2 separate regions of the Homo sapiens genome follow, and region 2 is linked to region 1. Evidence: read pairs that join two places in POLR2A ChIA-PET (ENCODE). Cell type or tissue: Caco-2. All regions are shown on one strand. Each heading gives the region's core, and the rest is flanking DNA. Links, peaks and the distances in the headings are about the cores only. Region 1 overlaps STAM (signal transducing adaptor molecule). Region 2 overlaps TMEM236 (transmembrane protein 236).

What was found. ChIA-PET counts read pairs that join two places held together with the same protein. Peaks named below come from ENCODE experiments on the same cell type or tissue, not always from the same donor. Only the 100,000 strongest peaks of a DNase experiment are listed, where the experiment ranks them.
Region 2: POLR2A ChIA-PET joins it to region 1 with 5 read pairs; 6 of 35 experiments call an interaction of 5 or more read pairs at or near these places.

What each region holds. Positions count from the first base shown.
Region 1 is chr10:17,647,611-17,656,001 of GRCh38, reverse strand. All of the region lies in intron 1 of STAM (signal transducing adaptor molecule), which reads right to left. Among named protein-coding and RNA genes, the nearest start is that of STAM, 7.7 kb to the right of the region's middle. In Caco-2, for the core only: no CTCF peak of the experiment used is centred there; a DNase peak (open chromatin) is centred at 5,001; H3K4me3 peaks cover 171 bases.
Region 2 is chr10:17,754,478-17,762,868 of GRCh38, reverse strand. The region is part of intron 1 of TMEM236 (transmembrane protein 236); the gene reads right to left. Among named protein-coding and RNA genes, the nearest start is that of TMEM236, 6.5 kb to the right of the region's middle. In Caco-2, for the core only: no CTCF peak of the experiment used is centred there; no DNase peak of the experiment used is centred there.

The sequences.
Region 1 (8,391 bases), core at 3,890-6,389:
AAGAAAAAGACCAAAAAAAGAAAAAGAAAAAAGCAACTTAAGAGAAAAAGAATACACACGTAGGAGGAAAAAAAACTTTAAAAAAATCATTATATTTCAAAACAACAGCTGTACAGAAGCAGAGGGTAACCAGTCTTGACTGGAACACTGCAATTCAAAGAGCAGATATGCTGAAAGATAACATCACCAAGATCTTCAATAGCAGTCTCCATTTTTTAAACACAGATGGGTTGGGGGGACAGTGGAAATGACTCATACCAAGATTCTTATCTGTAATGGTTGGTCTTGACCAAGTGATAATGAAATTCTTGTTTCCATACTCTCCTCCATGCCCTGTTGCCTAGATCAACAGAGTACACTTATTTCCTCATTTTGACCTACTACTGAGAGCAGAAGTACGTCAAGTGAGTTTAATCGCAGAAAATAAAAAGCAGTCAACTCTGACCAAATATTTTACAGGTGTATAATACCTGCTATATATCACAGCATCACCTGCTAGTTAGTCACTACCACCGGACAACTAAAATAAGCATCTAGTAAAGACCAAGTGGATAATAACCAATAGGTATTGGTTAGGTAGGGTACCTACCTAGCTACCCTAAAATCTTCTAACATAGAAGATAGCAAAAGCAGGTTATTCACACAGATTAATTCCTTGCATAAGAATTAATACAAAGATCCAAACAATTCATGATCTCAATAAAGCGATTTACTTGCAGGCAATTATAAAATTTGAACACATATTCAGCAAAATGGAATAGCCTTCTAGTCCACGCCATACCCTACCAGAAGTAGCTTACAATCTAAGAAAGGAAATGAAACCAGCAGATAGACTTAGATTTAAGATTGAAAGGGTTTCAAATAATGCAAAGCCCAAAGCAAATTGAAAGACAGGTAAAGATCCTGGAGAGAGAGAAGAGGAGAATCAGGAAGGGCTTCCCGATGTATTTAGAAAATAAGAAGAGGACAGAATAATGAATTAATCTGTTTCTAATTAAGTGAATAAAGTAAAAAGTAAAGTCATCAAAACAGAAAAGAAGTATAATGAAGAATCTAGGCTGGCTGAAATACAGACTACTTTGTGAAAATTTGGAATAATAAGAGAACAACATTAAGACCTAAAATACTATCTCAGGTGTTTGCACTGCTTCAAGAAACATCAGAATGCCAAGAGTTCCAAATAAGGAAATAAAACAACAAGACCTAGACTTTTTTGAAAAATATTAATCTATCACCAATATGTAAAAGCAGTTTGGAAGAGGGAAAAGAGGAGAACTAGCTCAAATTTACCTATCATTGCTCAAGTTTTGGTAATATATTGTAAATCCCTTGAAAATAATAAGGTTTACTTTGGGGAATTATTTCAATAACCATGCTCTCAGTCTAAGTGCTCAAAAAAATGATAAGACTACTCATGTATCTGCAATATGAAGCCACAAAAAGTCATAGTAACACATTGACCTTAAATAATACCTGGTTTAGCCGGGCGCGGTGACCCACGCCTGTAATCCCAGCACTTTGGGAGGCCGAGGTGGGCGGATCACGAGGTCAGGAGATAGAGACCATCCTGGCTAACACAGTGAAACCCCATCTCTACTAAAAATACAAAAAATTAGCCAGGCTTGGTGGTGGGCGCATGTAGTCCCAGCTACCTGGGAGGCTGAGGCAGGAGAATGGCGTGAACCTGGGAGGTGGAGCTTGCAGTGAGCTGAGATCATGCCACTGCACTCCAGCCTGGGTGACAGAGCAAGCCTCCGTCTCAAAAATAATAATAATAATAATAATAACAATAATACCTGGTTTAATGGTTTTCAAACTTAACTTTCAAATGCAGAAACCCTCTACAATGCACTGCTAACTACCCAGAGGGCTAGCATACTTCTGATGCTAACTACCCAGTCAGCAAAGACTTCACAGGTTGAAGACACAGCTCTCCATAAGACTCCCTTCACTTCAAACCTCAGACACAAGCTCTGGGGTCCCCAGGCACTTCTGACCAACTGGATACAAACTGGAAGTTCCCACTACCCTTCAGGATTGATAATTCACCATAGCAACTCACATAGAAAGTACTATACTTACAATTAGAGTTTTATCACAAAAAACACAAACCAGGACCAGCCAATAGAGATACGCAGTTGTCTCTTGGTATACATGGGAGATTGGTTCCAGGATCTTCCACAGATACCAAAATGTATGGATGCTCAAGTCCCTAATATAAAATGGCATTGAATTTGCATAAAGCCTTTGCACATCCTCCTATATACTTTAATTTCTCTAGATCACTTATCATGCCTAATTCAATGTAAATGTTATGTAAATAACTATACTGTATAGGGCATAATGACAAGAAAAATGTCTCTATGTGTTCGGTACAGACATGATATTTTTTCCTCTACAAGTTTTGATCCACTGTTGTTTGAATCCATGAATGCAGACCCCCAGATACAAACAACCACCTGTATGGAGCTAGATCTGGGAGGGTTCCAAACATAAAGCTTCTGTGCTAGGAAGCTTCATCACCCTCCAAATACATCAGTGTGTATCACCACAATGTGTATCACCTACCAGAATGCTTAACTGAGCTTCAGTGTTCAGAGTTTTTATCCTGTTTTATCAAAACAACCTGTTTTACCAAAACAAACATTTAACTCTGTGAGATGAATCCACACATCACAAAGCATTTTCACAAATAGCTTGTTTCCAGTTTTTATCGCGGAATATTCGGTTTTTCAGTGTAGGTTTCGATGGACTGGGAAATGTACCTTCATGGATTCTACAATTGGGGTGTCATTATATAGGTATGATTTATGAAATAGGACCACACAGTGGAACTTAATCTCCAGGTCCCTATCCTTCCCAGGAGGTCCTATGACTCAAAGCCCAAATCCTTTAATCACATGGTTAGTCCTTCTGGAGTGGCCAGCCCCCAGACCAAGTCATCTTATTAGCATAAACTAAGCTATTATCCCAGGGGCCCACCAAAAATAACAAAGATGCTCTTATCACTCAGAAAATTCCAAGGATTTAGAGGCTGTCTCCTAGGAAACAAAGACTAGTCAAATTATTTATCATTCAACACTATAAGAGAATTTTATCTTAAAAGAAACCCAATATATACAGCAAACCCAAGTGGAAGTGCTCTGATTGAGGAGTCCCAGAGCCTGCTCCCTAGGTACTCAACCCCTCTAAAGCCCAAGAATATTGAGTGAGTCATTCTGAACAATATCACTTACTTCATCTTAGAAAAGGAAAGCATGTTATTACTTTGGTCTGGTAGTGCATTTTAATAATTAATTCATCATTCTCACTGACTGGTAGCCAAGCAGGTTGTTTTTTTTTTAAGTGCATTTTTTAAAAGAACACACTTAAATTCTAAAACCTGCCACCTTATTCAAAAACATAATAGCTAAGCATATTAAAACTTATTAAAAAGTTAACAGTTTATCTGATCAAATATAAATTGCCTACTATCATAGTTGAGTGCTATCTTACAGTTCTTGATTAATGATACATCCAGGAACATATGATACAGTTATCAGCAGATATTATGTTGAAAACTCATGAACTACTTTATTACTTTCCTACACATAAATAGAATCAGCATCTGATTCATATTTGTATGGATGGATCAGAAACACAACCCACTTCAGAAATCTAAAATTGTTCACATCATTTATTGAGGCTGTCTCAAAATCATCAAAATCAGTGGCACAATTCTTCTCAGTTATAAAAGAACAAGTATTTTTTTTTTAATCAGAAGGATATAAACTACCTACAACATGGTTCTGTGAATAGCAAATGAAGTCAAAACTATTTATTTTCTAAGACAAAAACAGGGTTTGTGGGAAAAGGAAAAGTGACAAAAATAACAGACTTGCTTCTAAAGAATTCAAAGCTTCATAATGATCTCATTTTATCCTGAGAATATCCTTACACTAATACTCAAAAAGAGGAGATTGAGAAATCTGCCCAGCAGTACCCAGAAAAAACATACACAGAGCCTCATTTGAATTTCAATAGTCTTTTCAAAAGATTAGAGAACTTTTTCTGATAAGCAGCAACTTTTGATTTTTCTCAAAATTTATCACTGTCAAAGATCTGGGGAGGTAAGAAATGCTGACAGGAGGACTTCGCATCACATTTAGGTGGTGAGGAAAGGACTGTCATTCAGTCAGCCCGAAGATGTAACAGTTCATTAAAAATGGCCAATGGAAAAGTAAGTCTGAAAGAAATTATCCTCTTTGCAAATCAATTCTTCAAAAATCTTTCATCTAATATCCCTGATCCTCCTGGAAACTGTATCTGCAAAGAAATGTAATCTGAAGCTCTGCTAACCAGAAAAAGAAGTAGGTATCAAAAGAACAGCATGGAAGCATTTCAGAGAGGAACATAAAACAGAAATGATAACCTAAAGGCATTAGAAAAAACAGCTTAGAGGAGAGGTAAAATAGGGACAGAAGAATCAAAGAATACAAGTTCTTAATCCAGTGGATATCAGATGGTTAACATACTTGTATTCTGAATTTTCACATTTCTCTCCTATGTTTTAACAGTAACTGATTGCACACCTTAGAATCCAATAGTCCCCACATCTATTTCTAACTTGATTATAAAAGGAGCTAAAACGTATCCATTGGTTACTACATGCCAGGTGCTATGCTAAGTGCTTTACATGCATCATCTCCTCAAAACAAACCTACTGAGGATTAATGAACAAATAGGTATGTCAAGCCAGAGGATCCACACCTGAAGAGCACAGTGGCATAAAACCAATAAGGAGTGAAATACACCTGCAAGAAAAAAGTGGAAGGTGAGGCTCAAGAGTCACAAAGAAGCCAAATATAAGAGGCCTTACATGCCCTGCTGAAAAGTTCAAAGTACTGTGAAAGCGGTAGATTCTTCAGAACTTTTTTTTTTTTTTTTTTTTTTTTTTTGAGACGGACTCTCGCTCTGTCACCAAGGCTGGAATGCAGTGGTGTGATCTTGGCTCACCGCAAGCTCCGCCTCCCAGGTTCACGCTATTCTCCTGCCTCAGCCTCCTGAGTAGCTGGGACTACAGGCGCCCGCCACTACGCCCGGCTAATTTTTTGTATTTTTAGTAGAGATGGGGTTTCACCATGTTAGCCAGGATGGTCTCGATCTGCTGACCTCATAATCCGCCCACCTCGGCCTCCCAAAGTGCTGGGATTATAGGCGTGAGCCACCGCGCCCAGCCCTCTCTAGAAATATTTTAAACGGAGGGGCCACGCGTACATTCACATTTTAAAAATATCACCATCAGCCATCTGGAAAATAACTAGGGAAAAACTGGAAGCAGGGAAGAACAGCTGGAAGCTACTGTACTAATCTGAGAGAGTGGTGATCTAAACCTGGAATCCTTGAGGGCATATTCGGTACCAGGGTATCTGGCACAGGGTAGACAGGATACATTTGTTGTTTAGAATGTAGAAAATTACAACTACAGAAGTCAAGAATTACTCCCAAGTTCACGACTTGTATGACTAAGTAAACTTAGGTACCAACTATCAAAACAGACAAAAAGCATAATTGAGAAGAAAAATTTCAAATGGTTTTGAACATGCTGAACTTGAGATATTTGAAGCCTATTCAACTCTGGTAAAGAGTCAGAATGTCATGTGTTTTCACAAGTAATCCTCATAGCATCCGCATGATGTATAATGGATATTGCTATCCCTATTTACCAAAGTAGAAAGTGAATTCAAAGGGGTCCTATACCTATCCAACTATACATTGTGTCCATTTACTAAGAGTAAATGCTGCAGGTGCAATTTAAGCCCAAAGCCCAAGGTCTTTCTATCATATCACACTTCAGGAGAATGTGACATTAACATTTAAGATTCATCTAGCTTATGATTTATGAGGCTGACTGGACTAAGCAAAGCAGACTAAAAAAATGTCCAAGTATGTAGGATGTGGACTGGCCCAAAGCAGTCTGACTGGGAACACAAATATTCTATTATAGAAACAAAGACATATGATGATTTAGCAGAGGCAGGGAAATGATTCAAAGATGCCTCTTGGGTTTCAAGTCAAGATAACTACAACACTAAAATATTACCAAATTGGCTGGGCCCGGGTGCCTCACATCGGTAATCCCAGCACTTTGGGAGGCTGAGGCAGGCAGATCACTTGAGGCTAGGAGTTCAAGACCAGCCTGGCCAATATGGCAAAACCCCATCTATATTAATGTAAAAAAAGATTTAAAAACAAACAAAAATGTTACCAAATAATGAATGAAGAGCCAGACTTAGAAAGATAACTTCAGTTTTCTGACAGATGAATTTGTTTTGGAGGGAAAAAAGAACAGCAAATAGAAATACAAGACTAATGTTCTAGAAAAACACCAATAATTCATTATTTGATAAATAATTCTTGAGTGCTTTCTATGTACCAGACACTATCCCTAAAGTATTAGGGGAAAAAAAATGAAAAGTTCTCATCTTAATGGAGTTTATATTCCACACAAAAGATAATCAATCAATTAATGTCAGGTCACTAAGTACTATAAAGAAAAAGAAATGGAACAAAGAAACAGAGTGAGAGGGTAAAGATGCATTTTTTTTAATTCTTTTTTTTTTTTTTTTAAAGACAGGGTCTCACTCTCTTGCCCAGGCAAGAGTGCAGTCATAGCTCACTGCAGCCTTGACCTCCCAGGCTCAACCAATCCTCTGGATTCAGCATCCCGAGTAAATGGGACTACAGGCATACCACCATGCCAGCTAACTTTTTTATTGTTTGTAGAGACAGGGTCTCATTATGTTGCCCAGACTGGTCTCCAATTCCTGGCCTCAAGGAATCCTCCTGCCTCAGCCTCCCAAAGTGTAGGGGTTACTGGCGTGAGCCACTGCATTCAGCCCAAGAAGGATATTTTTTACAGAAGATTATTAGGTAAAGCGTCTCAGAAAATGACGTTTGAACAGAGTCCTGAATGGGTGTGATGAATATCCAGACCTTCAAATACCTGGGTGAGGAGTATCCCAGGCAAAGAGTACCATATAGCTACAGAGGCAGGAATGAGCTTGGAGCGTTCAGATTTAAGAAGCCTGGAATTCAAGAGAGTGAGTCTGGAGATCATAATCATATCAGACACACAGGAAGAAGCCATATTGTGAGCCACAATAAAAAAACTTGCATTTCCCTTTAAGTAGGATAGGAAGCTACCAGAGAACTCTGAGCAGGTAACTGACATTATCTAACATTTTTAAAAGATCACTGACCTTTGTAAATGAGAACTGATTGTAGAGGCAAGAGTGGTAACAAAGAAACCTACCAGAAGGCTCTTGCCACTGACTATAAGAGATAACAATGACTGAAGTAAGGTAAGAATGGTGAGACAGAAAAAGGTGATGATGTGTCCGGAGTTTGTTCCCTCTGGTGGGTTTGTGGTCTCGCTGACGTCAAGAATGAAGCCACGGACCTTTGTGGTGAGTGTTACAGCTCTTAAAGGTAGCACGGACCCAAAGAGTGAGCAGCACCAAGATTTATTGTGCAGAGTGAAAGAACAAAGCTTCCACAGCATGGAAGGGGACCCGAGCCGGTTGCTGCTGCTGGCTAGGGTGCCCAGCTTTTATTCTCTTATTTGTCCCCGCCCATGTCCTGCTGATTGGTTCATTTTACAGAGTGCTAATTGGTCCATTTTACAAACCTCTAGCTAGCTACAGAGCACTGATTGGTGCATTTTACAAACCTCCAGCTAGCTACAGAGCACTGATTGGTGCGTTTTTACAGAGCACTGATCGGTGCATTTTACAATCCCCTTGTAAGACCGAAAAGTTCTCCAAGTCCCCACTTGACCCAGGAAGTCCAGCTAGTTTCACCTGTCAATGAAATTCTGGATATATTTTTAAAGTACAGCCAAAATATCTTGCTGATAGGATGAATGTGAAGTGTGAAGAAATAAGAAGAATCAGTGATACTCCTAGACATTGGAGCTCAGTGACAGGAAACAGTAATCATGTTGTCGTCTACTGAGAAGGGCAAGGATGAAGGAATGAGCAGGTTTGGGCAAAGAACTAAGAATTGAGTTTTTGAATGTTTGTTTTTAGACTCTAAGCAGAATCCAAATGGAGATGCTCAGTAAGGAGATGGATATCTAGGTCGAGAGCTCAGGCAAGAGGCTGAGAGTAAGAACATAAATCCAGGAGTCACCAGAATACGCTAGGTATTTAAAGCTAAGAAATTAGATGAGGTTCTTTTTAAAATCTTACTTAATAAAAAGTACAGAAATTTTTCTAAGTGCTTTACAAATATTAACTCAACCCTCTTAACAACTCTCTGAGGTAAGAACTATTATTACTCTTATATTCCATATTAAAGATAAGGAAACTGAGACACAGATTATCTAAGCAACTAGGCCAAAAATCACAC
Region 2 (8,391 bases), core at 2,471-4,970, 110 kb before region 1:
CCAGCCGGGCAACCTAGCAAATCCTGTCTCTACAGGAAATTTAAAAATTAGTCAGGTGTCATAGTGCACACCTGTAGCCCAGCTACTCAGGGAGGATCACTTGAGCCTGGGAAGTTGAGGCTGGAGTGAGCTATGATCATGCCACTGCACTCCAACCCGGGTGACAGAGCAAGACCCTGTCTCGACAAAAACCTAAATATATATATTTATATATAATAAAACCTAAATATATATATATATGTATGTGTGTATATATATATATATATATATATATATATATATATATATATATATGAAATTCAGATAGGTAAATATATACCTATTTAAACAAACCCATAGAGCAGACTCATGGATCACTATTAACCCAGAGGATTTCTAGTAAAACTAGGTTTAGTCAATCATACACTCTGTTATGAAATAGGTGACATCATTGCAGTGGAAGCCAATTGCATTATATCAATACACGAAGTCAGTAGCCACATCAAGAGGACATCAGGGTGTCACTGAGATAATATCGAGGCATTAAAAATCCAGCCAGCATCCCAAGGAGACTTTCAAAAGAGTCAAAGGTCCAGAAATCATGGGATAGGAATGGTTGATGGAACTCTGCCCATTGGAGAAGAGAAAACTTAGCAGACTGAGATGTGGCGTGGTTGAGATGGCAGAATGATGCCACTGCCTTCAAATGTTGCAAAAATTTAACAAGGATACAGTAAGCTCAGAGAAGTCACCCCTGGAGACACAATTTGGGGAGCTGTCACCATACAAGTGGCAGTTTATATTATGCGAGCTGATGGGAGTGTTCAAAAAGCAATAGAAATGGGGAATTAGGCAGTAATGTGACAGCTCCTGGCCATGGAGAAAGAAAGGGCAGAGGAGGTGAAGTCTACAAAGTGGATGAGAAAGAGAGCTATATAGTGATAGGTATTGTTTCAACACAAGGTAATAAAGAAGGCTGTTCTACGAAGAGCCACAGAAAGTAGTGAGTTCTCTGTAGAATCAGAGGTATTTGTATTGTGAGAAATCATTTTGAAGACGAACAGTAAGAGTTTGCCCAGCTCCAGGATTCTGTGGAATAATGTCAATATTTGATTTACAAGCAAGGGGAAGAGGAGATTTTTAAGGGGTGCGGCTGAGATACAGAAAACTTCCTTTTCTTTTTTTTTTTTTTTTTTGAGACATAGTCTCACTCTGTCACCCAGGCTGGAGTGCAGTGGCACGATCTCAGCTCACTGCAAACTCTGCCTCCCGGGTTCCAGCGATTCTCCTGCCTCAGCCTCCTGAGTACCGGGGACTACAGGCATGAGCCACCACACCCAGCTAACTTTTGTATTTTTTAGTAGAGATGGGGTTCCACCATGTTGGCCAGGCTGGTTTTGAACTCCAGACCTCAAGTGATCCATCCGCCTCGGCCTCCCAAAGTGCTAGGATTACAGGTGTGAACCAGCACGCCTGGCCCAGAAAACTTTTTTTAAGGAGAGAATTACCTTATTGACAAGGACTGGGAGGGAATGCAGGGGGGAGAAAAGAAGCAAGAGGCAAGAAGACCAGTGGGTGAAGGTTGCCAGAGCCCAAACGTTAGTTAATGAAATGGTCTTCATTTTTCCTTGAACAGAAACAATCAGGACGAATCAGGTCTGACACTGGATTTGAATATATGAAAATTTGGGGGACCACGTCAGAAACTCAAGTTTTGATGGTCTGGAAATAAGGGCCTAATTGGGATGAGAGAAACAGCCATGGAGAACAAGGAGCTGATGCAAGAGAGAGGAAGAGGAAGAATTACCAGAATGTGGTGACTTCCTGCATAGGATAAGGAGAGAAAAGAAAAAGTAAATAAGCTCGTGCTGGTTTACAGTGTGATACGGCTTGGCTGGGTCTCTACCCAAATCTCATCTTGAATTGTAGCTCCCAGAATTCCCACATGTCATGGGAGGGACCTGGTGGGAGGTAATTGAATAATGGGGGCGGGTCTTTCCTGTGCTGTTCTTGTGACAGTGAATACGTTTCACGGATCTGATGGTTTTATAAAGGGGAGTTGCCCTGCACATGCACTCTTGCCTGCTGCCATGTAAGACATGACTTTACTCCTTATTTGCCTTCAGCCATTATTGTGAGGCCTCCCCAGCGATGTGGAACTGTGAGTCCATCAAACCTCTTTCCTTTATAAATTACCCAGTCTCAGGTATGTCTTTATTACCAGCATGAGAACAGACTAATACACTGGATATAGTAGGGCAAGGAAGATAAAGCCTGCAGTCAACTATGACAAAATTATTGATCTTTTTCATGTATAATGCCCAAGACCAAACTGTAAAGGAAATGTGGATAGCTTAAACTACGTGAAAAATAAAAATTCTCCATATCAAAAACACCAAAGTAAAATTAAAAGACTAATGATAACTCTGAAATGTATGCTACATCAAATTCAACATACTTATTGTTTGATGATCTTGTGCAATTTAAGCAAATGAACATCCTTAATGTTTACAGAACTCGTAAATCAGTAGCAAAAAAAAAAAATGGACATACCAACAGAAAAAGAGATCAAGGACAAAAATATATGATTTTTAGAAAATACAAATAGTCAATAAATCTATGAGAAAATGTTAAACATGGTAGATAACAGATTCACTAAGAGAAACTGGAGTGTTCTGAGAAGTAACTGGTAAGCAGCAGTGTTTAGTTAATGGGGTCTTACCAATTAATGATCTCTCAGAGGTGCTGAAAGGTGAGTTCCATTTCCTTCAGGTTAGCCCGTGTGTCCAGCAGTGCACAGATGTCACTAGTGCTGTGTGTTTCAGTTGTCAGGGCCAGCGCGGAGCAGTGAGGTGCTCAAGGCTCCCTCGGGGCAATCTTTTTTTTTTTTTTTTTTTTTTTTTTTTTGAGACGGAGTCTCGCTCTTTCGTCCAGGCCGGACTGCAGCGGCGCTATCTCGGCTCACTGCAAGCTCCGCCTCCCGGGTTCACGCCATTCTCCTGCCTCAGCCTCCCGAGTAGCTGGGACTATACAGGCGTCCACCACCACGCCCGGCTCATTTTTCTGTATTTTTAGTAGAGACGGGGTTTCACCGTGTTAGCCAGGATGGTCCCCTTGGGGCAGTCTTGACTCAACTACTCATTGGCTCTGTGATCTTCTAACTCCTGTGCCTCAATCTCCTCATTTCTAAAGGGGAGACTATCATTGTTCTTGCATATCAAGATTCGCAAATCAACTAAAATAATACAGACAATGTGTTTAAAATTATGCCTGGTACATAGTACTTGCTCAATAAATATTTGCTCTTACTTTACTGCAACTACAACAGCTACTACTACTATGATCACCACCACCGTTACCTAAAGCAGATCAAGAGCAAAATCTCATGGAATATGTTAAAACCTTAAGCCAGGTAAAATGTTGCCCAAAATGGTCTTTTAAACTTGCCCTGCCCAGGATTCCTGACGTGTTCATAGTCTGAATTAATTGTACTCCAAAGGACTCAAAAGAACACCCAAAATATAGCTCTAGGTCCCAAGACAGTCTGGGAACCTCCACAAATATTCTAGGATTATCCTACTGCCAATGTACCTTCTCAATGAAGATCTGCTCCAGTTTCAGGCTAGCCTTGTAGCTCAATGTTATCACACATCTACTGATATTCCAGGAAAATAACTCTCTTATTTCCTGGAATACACAGTTTGGTGTGTATATAAATAGCTTTCTTCATTCCCCCAACCATCTCACTTGTTTATTATGAATTCTGGCAGGCATCCCTAGAATGGAGCCATAATTCCAGAAAAATCAGGAAGTGTTAATGAGAGAAGGGGAAAGTACTGGATTAAAGTTCAGCCTCCAGTACATTTTAAGCTCTCTGAAATTGTTTCCTCCCTCATAAAATGGGAATTATGTCTGCTTGGTCAACTTTACAACACTGGCATGGAGGCCTAGTGAGAACATGAAATGAAAACCATAACATAATAAAACATAAATATGACATAAAATAACACATAATACCTCTGTTAATGTAAAACATTTCTGAGATACTAATGATCTCACCATTCTGGTGTTCATTCTTCTCAAAGAATAAAAGAAACCTACAAAATTCTCCAAAATCGAGGAATATTACTCACAGGATATATTTTCCTTCAGTTTTATTGCCACTTCTACCACTTTTCAGAGTCATTCTGAAGATTTAACACGATCACATTTTTAATGAAAATAGTAAATTCAGTTTGAGGTCATAACACTTATATTCAATGAATGATTACTACAGACCAGTTGCTATGCTAGGAACTTTACACGCATGATCTTATGAAATTTCTTAAAACAGCACTCCAAGAAAGAAACTAAGTTGTCTCTGTTTTGCTCACGAAAAAATTAAGGCTCAAAGAATTCAAATAACTCACATAAGGTTTCATGGTCAATGTCAAGGCTAGGATTTGAATCCAGGCCAGTTTTCCTTTACATATATTCCTGGGGCACACCATTTACTGACTGATGACTCACTCTCTCCTGAAGACCAGCCTCACAGGGCTCATGACACCAGCCTGGACCTTCAGGGAAGCTCTCAGATAAGCCTCATCAACATCAAATCATGAATGTTCAGGGTCTATGAAATTTCACATAAACAACTATTTGACTATTCCTCAAAAATAATTCATATGCTCAATCCTTACTTTGTCTAGTAGCAATTATTTTTGCATCATCTTCATGTAGCAATCAAGACATGACACCCTATATATTACCCCATATATTATAAGAGCCAAATGCACTCTGGGTGAAATTATGTTAATGACATTAAAAGCACTGCATTTTTCTGGCTGCACCTGGTGGCTTACGCCTGTAATCCCAGCACTTTGGGAGACCAAAGTGGGCGGATCACTTGAGGTCAGGAGTTGGAGACTAGCCTGGCCAATATGGTGAAACTGTGCCTCTACTAAAAATAAAAAAATTAGCCAGGCGTGGTGGCGCACACCTGTAATCCCAGCTACTCAGGAGGCTGAGATGAGACAATAGCTTAAACCCCAGAGGTGGAGGTTGCAGTGAGCGGATATCATGCCACTGCATTCTAGCCTGGGCAACAGAGTAAGACTTCATCTCAAAAAACACAAAACAAAACAAATAAACAAAAAAAGCATTGCATTTTTCTTGAAACACACCTGGCATTCAAAGTCAGAAAAAATAAAGGAAAAGAAAATTGTATGAGATACAGGAAATTGTATGGAATCAGACAGACCTAGGCTCACAAATCCTAGCTCCCCCATTACATAGCTTTTTTTTTTTTTTTTGAGACAGGGTTTTGCTGTGTGACCCAGGCTAGAGTGCAGTGGCATGATCTCAACACACTGCAGCCTTGATCTCCAGGGCTCAAGTGATCGTCCCCCTTTAGCTCCCAGAGCAGCTGAGACTACAGTCACGTACCACCATGCCTGGCTAATTTTTTAATTTTTTTGTAGAGACAGGGTCTCACTACGTTGCCTAGGCTGGTCTTGAACTCCTGTGCTCAAGCGATCCTCACACCTAAGCCTCTCAAAGTCTTGGGATTACAGGCAGGAGCTACCATGCCTGGCTCCACTTGCTAGCTTTATCAGTTGACAAAGTTAATTACTTCAAGTTTCAGTTTCTTTGTCTATAAAATGAGAACTTTAGCATGTACACTTCGCTGAGTTGTTGTAAAGTTTAAACTTAACAGTACAGAAGGTGTAAAGCTCCTAGAACAGTGCTCAGTGGCTGCTTCTCTTCTATGCCAGTAAAAGATAACTATATGATAATGCTCACGAATGTGGCCAGAAGGAAACAGTTTCAGTTTCACTGAAATTACAGATAACCTGTCCACTGTCTAAACACTATTTAAAACACGTGTGGCCAGCAACACCGGCAAAACAGAAACTAAAGACTGGAAGTGTATTTCCCAAAAGAAATCACTGAGAGATGTAGTCATGACAACCCGAAACACTTTAGCACAGGGGAGGTACCTGAGCCAGATGCACAACATGAAATCTGAACAGACACCAGAGATGACTGGTATACCACATGCACTAAGGGGCAGAAACAAAAGCCTACTCTGTTCCTTAACTCTCAATTGCCCCAGGAGAATGGGACCTTGTCCTTCAAAGAGGCAGTTTGGGACAGTGGCTAGAAGTACCCATTATGGAGTCAGGTAGACCTAGGTCCAAAGTCTGCCTCTTCCACTCTGTCTAGTTCACTGACTTTGGGAGAGCTGCTGAAACTCTCTAATCGGCAATTTTCTCTAGGCAATAATAACGATAAACTCATAAAAATTCTACTTTAGGCTGGGCACAGTGGTTCATGCCCGTAATCCCAGCACTTTGGGAGGCTGAGGCGGGCAGATCACTTGAGGTCAGGAGTTCGAGACCAGCCTGGCCAACATGGGGAAAATCCATCTCTACTAAAAATACAAAAATTAGTCGGGTGTGGTCGTGCACAACTGTAATCCCCACTACTCAGGAGGCTGAGGCAAGAGAATCGTGTGAACCTGGGAGGCAGAGGTACAGGGAGCCTAGATCGCTCCTCTGCACTCCAGCCTGGGCAACAGAGCTAGACTCCATCTCAAAAAGAAAAAAAATACTTTATGAGGTGAAGTAGATATTTCTCTGTCTTTTTGTTTTTCAGAGTTGGGGGTCTCCATCTGTCACCCAGGCTAGAGTGCAGTGGCACAATCATAGATCACTGCAGGCTCAAACTCCTGGGCTCAAGCCAACCTCTTGAATAGCTGGGACTACAGGCGTGCACCACCACATCCTGCTGATTTTGTAATGTTTTGTAGAGACGAGGTCTCACTATGTTGCCCAGGCTGATCTCTAACTCTGGGCTTCAATCAATCCTCCCACCTTGGCCTCCCAAAGTGTTGGGATTAAAGGTGTAAGCCACTGTGCCTGGCCTATGAAGTACGTGTTTCTGTACCACCTCATATCAGTACTTACATGGCACATAATCAGTGATCTATAAAGAATCAATTATAGCCTAATAATAATAACAGTAAGTTATATGGGAAGGTTTGCTGCCTAAATGACATTCAGAATCTAGAGTCTTAGGGATTTGAGTCAATGTGAAAACAAAAAACCAAAATACAAAAAAACCCAAGAGCTTCTTCCTGGGCTGTGGTGGGCCAGTTTCCCATTGGTTTATTCCTGTTGTCATTTGAACCTTCCACCATTCCCTCAAAATTCCAACCCAGCCAGGAATCTTGGACAGTCAAAGCCACCCCTACAGGGTGTGAGAGGTGGAGGGTCAAGCCCAGCTCCAAGCTACCCCTTAGGTGACCCTGGGGCTCTGGTCAAGGTTTGGAAAGCCCCTAAACCCTACTGATAAAAGCAGTGCCAACAACATAATGCTTTATTTCCAGAAACCCCTTAAGACCCCTGCTTTCGGGAAAATGAAAGTCTCCTGGCAAGGTTCGCAGAAGTAGCCACATCTGGGATCGGTACCTAAAGACAGCACCATGAACTTCACATGTCAGCTCTCCATCAGCATCCTCCCAACCTCAGCAATGGTATTTCTAGCTCTATTGCAGAGTCTATTATTTTTACATTTCTGCCCTTGCGTGGATGTGCAAATTCCCAGTGCCTCACTTTTCACATGTGTTCTATGTCATTCGCTTTCAAAATAAAACATCGGCCGGGAGCAGTGGCTTATGCCTATAATCCCAGCACTTTGGGAGGCCGAGGCAGGCAGATCACCTGAGGTCAGGAATTCAAGACCAGCATGGCCAACATGAAGAAACCCTGTCTCTATTAAAAATACAAAAAAAAAAAAAAACATTAGCCGGGAGTGGTGGCAGGACCCTGTAATCCCAGCAACTCAGGAGGCTGAGGCAGGATAATTGCTTGAACCCAGGAGGCGGAAGTTGCAGTGAGCTGAGATCGTGCCACTGCACTCCAGCCTGGACAATAAGAGTGAAACTCTGTCTCAAATAAATAAATAAATAAATAAATAAATAAAACATCAGTATGAAAGAAAAATTAGCTTATATTAACTTATTAAAGAAAAGAGAGAAGTCCAAGATGAGTAAGAATCAGATCTGAAGATCTAAAAGGAAAAATACATTAATATCAGAGACTATTTGTTCTCAATACCCTTATGTGGATCAGTATACCCATTAGCTAAACTGCTAGTTAAATTAACATTAAATCCTGATTTATTTAAAATATCTCTGTATTGTTATTGAAGTACTTTCCTCCCCTACAAGGGTAACAGAATTTACCAACACAGTAAATTATTTATTTTTAAAGTCTAAGTAGGCCAGCTTTGGCAGCTCACGCCTGTAATCTCAGCACTTTGGGAGGCCAAGACGGGTGGATTGTTTGAGCCCAGGAGTTTGGAACCAGCCTGAGCAATGTGGCAAAACCTCATCTTTATAAAAAACACAAAAAAAGTAGCCGGGTGTGG